Linked DNA regions of Homo sapiens: region 1 is linked to region 2. Evidence: chromatin contacts called from ENCODE Hi-C or POLR2A ChIA-PET data. All regions are on one chromosome and are shown on one strand. The core of a region is the stretch at or near the end of the contact, and the rest is flanking DNA. Distances in the headings are between cores, read along the strand shown.

Region 1 (4,715 bases), core at 1,353-3,852, 450 kb after region 2:
AAGTAATGTGCCAAATGTAGGATGCTATTTGTGCAATTTACACACACACGCATGCACACACACGCACACACACACGCTTTGCAAATATCAGATGCTGTAAGGATTCCAGATTGTAGCTCTTAATTTTAACATACATCTTCTAAACAAAGAACCTACCCTTAATTACCTTAAAAACTTGGCTCCTACTCAAGAGGTGTAACTCACTCTGCTTAAATGCATCCTTGAAACTTCTTGTTTTCTTTGACAATTTTTGTTTTTCTTTTCTCAGTTATGAATCTCACACCCTTACCGAGTTAGCTGTAAGCCTTTGGAATATGACAATGTGAATGTCTTTCTTTATAAAGATCATGATAACCAGAAAACAATCTATAGTAGATGCACAGAACATAAATAGAAAGGATTATTCATAACATCCCACTACAGCAGTCAAACCACAAACCATCCAGCAAGACAGGGAGAAACAAAATACATCCCCAACAACCAGAAAACAAATTACAAAATGGCAGTAATAAGTTCTCACCTGTCAGTAGTTACTTTGAATGTAAATGGGTTAAATTTTCTAATATGAGGACAGAGTGGCTGAATGGATTAAAAAAAAGACCTAAGTACCCGACTGTATGCTGCCTACAAGAGACTCAACTCTCTTAAGGATGCACATAGACTGAAAATGAAGGAATGAGAAGATACTGTATGCAAATGGAACCAGAAGAGAGCAGAGGGTAGCTATACCTACATCAGACAAAGCAACTTTAAGTCAGAAGCAATAAAAGAGACAAAGGACATTATATAACAATGAAAGGGTCAATTCATCAAGAGGATACAATAATTATAAATGTATCCAACATTGAATGAAGCACCTAAATATATAAAGCAAATATTAATAGATCTGAAGGGAGATAGAAACTATAATACAATAATAGTAGGGGACATCAATACCCCACTTTCAATAATGGATTACCATCCAGACAGAAAATTAATAAGGAAACATTGGACTTGAACTACACTTTATGACCTGACAGACATATACAGAACATCCCATCCAACAGCAACAGGATACACATTTTTCTCAAGTACACACAGAACTTTCTCCAGGATGGATCATATGTTTGGCTGCAATACAAATCTAAACAAATTTCAGGGGATCAAAATTACCTTAAGTATCTTTTCTGACCACAATGGTGTGAAACTTGAAATCAGTAACAGGAGAAATCTTGGAAAATTCACAAATAAGTAGAAATTAAACAACATGGGTCAAAGAAGAAATAAAAAAGAAAATCAAAAAAATCTTGAGACAAATAGCAACTATGTACCAAACACCTATGGGATGCAGCAGAAGCCATTCCAAGAGGGAAATTTATAGCAAGAAATGCCCATATTTCTGTGAAAAGTCTCTCTTCATGCTACTAGAAGTTTCTGGAGTAGCCAGTTGTCATTCTATAGTCACTGTTACCCCCAATCAACCCATTCTGAACAGCCCAGCCTCAGTTCACATGGTTTGAGTATAAGGCTGAATTTGAGACTAGGCTACTCTCAGTCTTTTCAGAGTATTTTCTTTTCACATCCATTTTTTCTTCACAGTCCCAATGGATTTTGAATGTTTTAGTAACGATTCAATACATTGGATAAAACTTTAATGATCTTAGCCTACATTTTTCTAGGCATTTGCTCATTTATATTTGCTGCCTTCTTTGGAAATCTAGATTTGGGGGTACCCTAGATCCTGTTTCAATTAAGGTCCCAGCAGAATGCAGTGCAGCACACTGCAAAAGGTTTAACTTTCAAGAAATTAAGGAAGGGACTATACACAGAGCTGTGTGCTGGAACAAGGCCTGAGAAGCCTGAGTAGGGGTGGAAGCTGGAGCTGTGGGAAAAGGGCACTCAGGAAGAGCCACTGCCAGAGCCACAGTGAAGCCAGGAAGGTGTGGGGAGCGGAATCACCAGGAGGCCCTCTCATCACACTCAAAGATTTCCTGCCCGCACCTCCCACCTGCCAAAGCTAAATACAAGCTAGATGACAAGGCAGCCACAGTAATAGTCTATAGATGTCCGTGTGTTGGGCACAAAACAGGACAAAGAAGGGTGGATGAAGGATCTGGGTTTCCGAGTGGGAGGTTATAATGATCACTGACACGTGGCATGCACTTTCAGGAGTGCGTGTTCTATGCCTGTTTTGTCAACATGCATTTTGTCCCCTACAGGCAGGCTCTCCAATGGAATACGGTACTTCAGATTCTACATTTACCCTTTCTAATTACCTTGCCAGGTTTCTCCTGGAATTATACCTTTTCCCTAGTGGTTATTTTTATGCAAGGAAACAGAATCACATTTCCCAGAAGATATTCCTTACCAGTTTCTAAATTCAATTTATGAGGTTAGTTCTGACTCATCACGTAGCGCTATTTATAATGTTTCCCAGTATTTAAGGGAACTGATTATTAAATTTGCTGTGCTATTTTATTGCAAGCTGCTTTATCCTTGAGCTTTTCTTATAGTTAGAACTGTACATTACATGACCATGGCAGATCTATTTGCAAATACAATCCTTGGCAAGACCATGTTTTCACCCGGGGGAGTTCTATAATTAGAGTCCACCATAGCACACCTCCAAGTCCAACTCAGTTCCAGAAAGTGTGGGTTTCGCCCCTGAGTCCATGAGTCATTTCCTGACCTTCAGGTCATGTCATGCTTAATTGGATTGGTTATTTTTGGAGAACAAATGCTATTTGTTTTTTAAAAAAGAACAAGGTAGGCACAGGTCCGCTGATCAGAGAGGATGGTGTGATGTTGACAAGAGTTAACGGGAAGTAGAGCAACATCTTCCACCCTTTCCAAGGTGGAAACAGATGCATCTGTAAGCAGGAGTAATGAATGTCTCTACTTTGCCAGTTCAGCACCTGAACTTCCCTTTCCAGTGTTGGGGGTACCTGCCATTGTATGAATCTTGGCAAGAGATAGATCTTACCTCCCACTGCAGAATCCAGAAGGTCACTCACCCTGACTCCCAGCAGCCTAACTTCAGGCACGGGATGACCAAAACTATGCTCCTGCTCGACTCTTCAGTAGGTGATACAAAGGAGCGGGCCAGTTCAACACCATTTGTCTGGTGGCGTGATGGCAGCATAGTGGCAATGGCCGTGGTGACTCTGAATTGAGAGTAGACTTGTGAACTGTTTGTCAAGGTGAGGGAAGTCAGTTTGTCTTTAAGGAACTACTGAATGTCTTGGACACAAGCAGTGCCAACATCATGGGGAGAACCTAAAGTTTAGACTCTTGGTTCCCTCTGAATAAGACACCAGCTAAACAACATGCCAGTCTCTGTTGTTTCAGAAGAGACCAAAATAAATGGAAGCGAGTGCCTTTCAATTGCTATAAGACCAGCCCCGGAAGACCTCCCTGCTCCCGTCACCATATCTAACCTCACCTCCTATCACTTCCCCCTACTCCCATGTCACTCCTTTTCGTTCCTATCCACGATTCATATTCCTGTTACAGGACCTTGGCACATGCTCTTCCTTCTCGTGGAATGCTCTTTCCCCAGTTCTCATGAGGGTTTTTCACATGTTTCACATCCGGTCCATGCAGAAGTCCCCCGCCTGGAGAGCCTTCCCCAATTCCCTTACTGAAATGTGCCCACCCCACTGAGCACACACCTGCTTTGCCACTCTCCATCTCCGCTTCCCATTATTTTTCTCCCTGGCACTTATCACTGCCTGACATGATATGCTTATGTGCTAAGTGTCTGCCATCCCCTGGAAGAATGTTCTAAGATTTTCCATGAACTCTCTGCTTGCTTTCTAATCTGAAACTGCCATTTCCTCTCATTGCAAGAGGCATTCTTCCTTTTGCGGCCTGAGAGCAGTGGGTATTAGTTATATTTTCCCCTTTGATCCTTATTCTGGACAGTCAAAACTGATCCTTGTTTTCTCAAACCCATTGCCAAGTGATGGGAGCCCGAATGCCCTTTCCTTTTTAATAGTTACTTGAATAAAGTGACCGTGTCATAAATAATAGCACCAGCCGGTTGATTGCTGCTGCTTCCGGAAACGTTAGAGGCCTGCTTTCAGGAAACGAAGGCATTATTTATTTTCATGTCCTATTTTTATGCCCAGCAAACTGCTTGCAAAAAACAAAAAACAAAAAACAAAACAGGTACCTAAAATATTTTTGTAAAATGACTGAGCTTCCTTGAGCCTTGATTAGTCATAATTTTTTTTTTCTTAGGGGTTGGGACAAACAGAAGGATCTTGAGCTATTAATTACCCAGAAGTAAGATCCTCTTTTTCTTTTTTATTTAGGTAGTATTTTTAAACCATCGTAAGTGGTTTTTATTCCTAATGATTAAAATGTGGAGGTGGGTTCTGCTCATTATATTTTTTCTCCACTTGAAAAAAGATGAAGTATTTAATGCTGAATTCTAAAAGCAATGTCATTCTTACTTTCAGTGACTACATGACATCAGCAACTAACCCGGGAATAAATCCAAGTTTCAGAGATTTTTCTGTTTAATCATTCATACAGACTTCCCTTGGTATTGGCAGTGGAAAAGTTCCAGAACCACTTCCTGTGGATACCAAAATCCACTGATATTCCTGGATATAAAATGGTCTAGTATTTGCATATAATCTACATTCCCCTCTATACTTTAAATCATCTCTACAGTACGTACAACACCTAATACGATATAAGAACTTGTTACACTATATTGTTTTATTTGT
Region 2 (4,446 bases), core at 442-2,941:
CCTTGGCGGGATGGGGTTCAGGGGTGGGGATGAAGTCTGTCTCCCAGCGTATGACAAAACAGAGCTGAAATGTTCATGGGCATATTATGGCTCCAATGTCATGAGATTGATTCTCATAAATCATACATGACAGTCAGTCTTACTACCTTGTGGTCAATCCCTGTATGTACTGCCCGTGGGAAGCAGGACAACAGCATAATCACACCTCTTTCCACACTTCCCCCAGGCTGCTTACAGCCTGTCAGTCATGCATCTCTCATTTTCTCTTTTAAAGCTACTTTGAGGTTCATTTAACTCATATTTGATGGGCATAAAAATGCTAACTAAACAAGAAAGAAATTTAATATAAACTCCATGAGGGCTAGGACTACTTAATCTTTTCAACAAATATTTAGTGAATGCCTCCAAAGTACTAGGGAGTGTTTTAGATAATGGGGATACAAGACAGGCAAATGCTCATCTACAAGGAGCTCCCATTCTGTGTTCTAGTGAAGGCCTGTTATAGCGATTAGCATGCGGTAGATGCTTACTAAGTGTTTGTTGAGAGAATGAATAAATGAATGAACCATGTACCAGTTGAGACAGCTGTAGCCAACTTCACCCATTAAAGCTCTACACTTGAAAGGGTTTGAACTTTCATCTGCTCCTGACTTTGCAACAACCCCATTTTAAAAGAGACTTTGAACCCTAAGCACTACTGGTTATCCTGGTGTTCCCGGAAAGAAAAGTATATTTATTCCCTTTCTATATCCCTTTTTCTTCTTTATTAAAAAGAAGAAATATCATTTCTGGGAAATAAGGGATAAGGTATTTTTTTAAAAGAGTTTGATGTGCATATGCTTTCCTCTCTATACCTCAATATCTGTAACACATGTAAAGAGTACTTTTCTGGTTTGGTATTTTGGTTCAGCCTTTTAAGAATATGCTATAGCACAAATAGACTGAGTCATTAAGCACAGAAAACATGGGGAACTTCCTGGTCATTATGTGAAATGTATAGAGAGACTGCCCCATCAAAAGCACCACCACCCCTCTCTCCGGCCTTTCTATCCTGCCTGCATTTCCACTACCTATGTCAGTCCCTTATTTTAAGGTCCTGGTATTATCACAGTATCATCAGTGTCAACAGACATTTATGGAGTAGCTGTCATGTGCAGAATTCTCTGTCAGGCACTGGGCAATTTTTTCCAAAGGGCTTCAGTTAAAAAGTTACTATGATATTTACTGGGATGGTACCTTTATTCTTCCGTGATTGATTACTATTACATCAGCAAAGTAATAAGCGGGTACCTAGAAGAGACTGACCTCTGAAGAGAATTAAACACAGGACAAGTTTTCATTAGGATGAGCTTGGTCACTGGAATAGATCATCATAGTATCATGCCGTGATTTACAAAATAATCATATTCCATTGAGATTTATTTGCACCTTTCCTCTTGTATTAGTCAGTTCTTGCACTGCTATAAATACCTGAGACTGGGTAATTTATAAATGAAAGAGGTGTAATTGGCTCACGGTTCCACCGGCTATACAGGAAGTATGGTGGCAACTGCTTCTGGAGAGGCCTCAGGGAACTTTACTCATGGCAGATGGCAAAGCTGAAGCCCACATCTTGCCCGACAGGAGCAGGACCAAGAGCGAGCAAGGGGGAGGTGCCGCACACTTTTAAACAACCAGATCTCACAAGAACTCACTCATTGTCACGAGACCAGTACCAGGAGATGGCGCTAAGCCATTCATGAGGAACCACCCGCATCATCCAATCACCTCCCACTGGGCCCCACCTCCAACATTGGGGATTACATCTCAGTGCAAGATTTGGTAGAGACACAGATCCAAACCATATCGCCCCTCTTACTTTTAAATTAAAATTCTACTTCAAAATACCCTAGTGAATCTCCACATGTAAAAAAATTGGTTGAATCCTTGACCGTGTAAATTCATACATTTGACACACATTTAGTGACCATCTACTTTATACCAGGCACTGTTCTAGGCAGCTGGGAAACATCAATGAACATAACAGAGATTGCTGGCCTGTGGAAGTTACGTTGAAGCAACAAACCGTACAACTGGCCCGCTGCTGATAAGCAATTCCATAAATTTGATTTTAACCAATGGGGTTTTTTTTGAAGTGAAGCCTTTAACAGCCCAGTTCATATTTGTACTTGCTTACGGCATCAGTTTCAAGAGCAGGCTCCTCGGTTCTCATCCAGAGGCCAGCTCACAGAGAAAGGGAAACCACAGACTCACACCTTCCCAATGAGTCAGACCTTTCTTTTAGGAGGAGATTTCTTAGTTAAGTCATTACAAAAGAATGCTAGCAAATGATTCTTCTGCTGTGCACCTATTCTCAGCATAGAATGAGTGCTGAAACTTCGAGTGAGTGCTGACACAATTTCCTTATGTAGGGAAATTGTACTCATTCAAGTGAAAAAAGGAGTGTTTGGGGCTCTAGGAGTAAGCCCAACATAGTGTGTGGTGCGTGGACTTGGAGGACTAGCAACCAGCGTTTGTAGCCCAGCTTAATTGGATATAGCATGCATGACCACGGGTAACCTCTTTAGCTTCTCTGACCCTCTGTCTCCTCCTCTAAGACTAACCACATGCATGTCTGCACCATCTTGTCAAGTGCCTGACATATTGCCTGGTGCCCAGAAGGCACTCACTCACTGATACTAATTTTCCTTCTTCTCTGTGAAAAAACAGCAGTAGCTCAGGAAAAGAGGAAGTTGGGGAGCTCTGACAGGCAGAGCCTTGAGCTATGAGCTTTATGAGGGTTTTCTCATCTGATCCGTAAAATAAATCTGAGAAAAAGATGTTATCATCTCTTCTTTACTGATGAGATGAATAGCCTAGGTCCAATCATAGAAACCACACAGTAGGTTATATAAGAGAAGTTCAATATAAAGAACTATTGACTGTGATAGAAGAGTGCTATAAGGTATAAGGAAACTGTCTATAGTACTCTAGGTAAGGGAAAGTACCAAGGAAGGACAAAGTTGGAAGAGGTTTAGACCTACTTGGAGAAGGTGTGGTTAGGCCACCAGATAGCACAGAAGTTCACTGGTGCATCCAGACCAGAGCTGGCCTGGAATTGCCGAGAAAAGCAATAGACCTCCCTTCCAAGTGCAGGCCAGGAGTAGGTGGTCAGCATGCAGTGGCGTGGGTGTGCAGGGGAGTCTGGGCATGGGTGGTCACAGGGGCTGAAGCCTTCAGAGCTTGTGGGCTACATGTGGTGTGGGTCAGGAGTTTGCAGAGTGCTAGTTTGAATGTCCACTCAAAACTCATATTGAAACTTAATCCCCAGTGTGGCAATACTGATGGGTGGGGCCTTTAAGAGGCGATTGAATCATGGGAGCTCTGCCCTCATAGAGGGATTAATCCATTTATGGATTAATGAATTAATGGGCTGAAGGATTGATACGTTATCAAGGGAGGGGACCTGGAGGCTTCATAAGAAGAGGAACAGAGACCTGAGGTGGCATAGAGCGTGCTTAGCCCCCTCGCCATGTGATGCCCTGCTCTGCCTTGGGACTCTGCAGAGAGTCCCCAGCAGCAATAAGGCCTGCACAAGATGCAGGCCCTCTGCCTGGGACTTCTCAGTCTCCAGAGCTGTAAGAAATACATTTCTTTTCTTTATAAATTTCCCAGTTTCAGGTATTTTGTTACAAGTAAAGAAAACGGACTAAGTCACAGAGGGAACAAGTGCTCTGTGCACCAGACCTCAGGCGGCTATGTGTAGACCACACAGGAGCTTGTGGAGGCAGTCTGTGCGTTGATACAGGCAGGAGGCTTTAAGAGCTGGGGGCCATGCGGGGCTCTGGGTTCCAAAGAGAGAGGGCAGCAGAAAGGGTATCACTACACTAAGGCTACAAGGTTGCAGATGACCACGTTCTGGGGCCCATGGCTGAGGCAGGATGACCACAGGCTCTCCAACTCCACCAATGCTGAAATGACAGGAATTCTCTTCCTCCTGCAGTGTCCTTCCAGTGCCTTCTGCTGAGAAAGCGTAATACTGTGCTTACTTTAAAGAAGAATAATGGAATTTCGTTAGTACAGGGCACATATTAAAGGGTGAATTCAGAGCTGAGAGGAATGAATTAAAAACCGACACATGAGGTCAATGATGTTTGGGGATGAGAAGTCTCCCCAGGGTCCCACAGTCAAAGGCAGAGCCAGGATTTAAAGCCAAGTCTGTGAGGCTACAGAGCCCTTTCCAACCCAGCATTTCTAATCAGGTAAGTTGGAATAAACCTCACCTCACCAAGGGCTGGGAACTTCCCCTAATTTAAGTCCAGAACTTCTAAGCTCCTGAAACACTTTGGATATGAAACTGCAAATGTCCTTCTTAGGTGCAACATGGCCATCTCTCAATTTCTCTACTTCCCTACAAGGTCTAAGGGTAGGGACTCAGTTATTCATTTCTGAGTCTCCAGAGCCTAG

Evidence for each region. Hi-C counts contacts between places; a loop is a spot of excess contacts on that map. ChIA-PET counts read pairs that join two places held with the same protein, here RNA polymerase II (POLR2A). Pooled maps may share reads with other maps.
Region 1: a map with no recorded cell type shows a loop between it and region 2 (2.9-fold over the local background). The contact joins two enhancer-like sites. A Hi-C loop is called at or near these places in 5 of 37 single-sample maps with no recorded cell type and 4 of 50 pooled maps. POLR2A ChIA-PET finds 5 or more read pairs at or near these places in 2 of 52 experiments (GM12878 and activated T-cell).

Annotation. Positions count from the first base shown.
Region 1 is chr18:58,988,954-58,993,668 of GRCh38, forward strand. No RefSeq gene overlaps it. Among named protein-coding and RNA genes, the nearest start is that of ZNF532, 130 kb to the left of the region's middle. Within about 2 kb of position 2,603, at least 9 of the 41 ENCODE cell types and tissues checked have a DNase peak (open chromatin) inside an H3K27ac peak, as active enhancers do.
Region 2 is chr18:58,539,645-58,544,090 of GRCh38, forward strand. All of the region lies in intron 4 of ALPK2 (alpha kinase 2), which reads right to left. Among named protein-coding and RNA genes, the nearest start is that of ALPK2-AS1, 15 kb to the right of the region's middle. RefSeq lists an enhancer at 1,515-1,594. Within about 2 kb of position 1,692, at least 6 of the 41 ENCODE cell types and tissues checked have a DNase peak (open chromatin) inside an H3K27ac peak, as active enhancers do.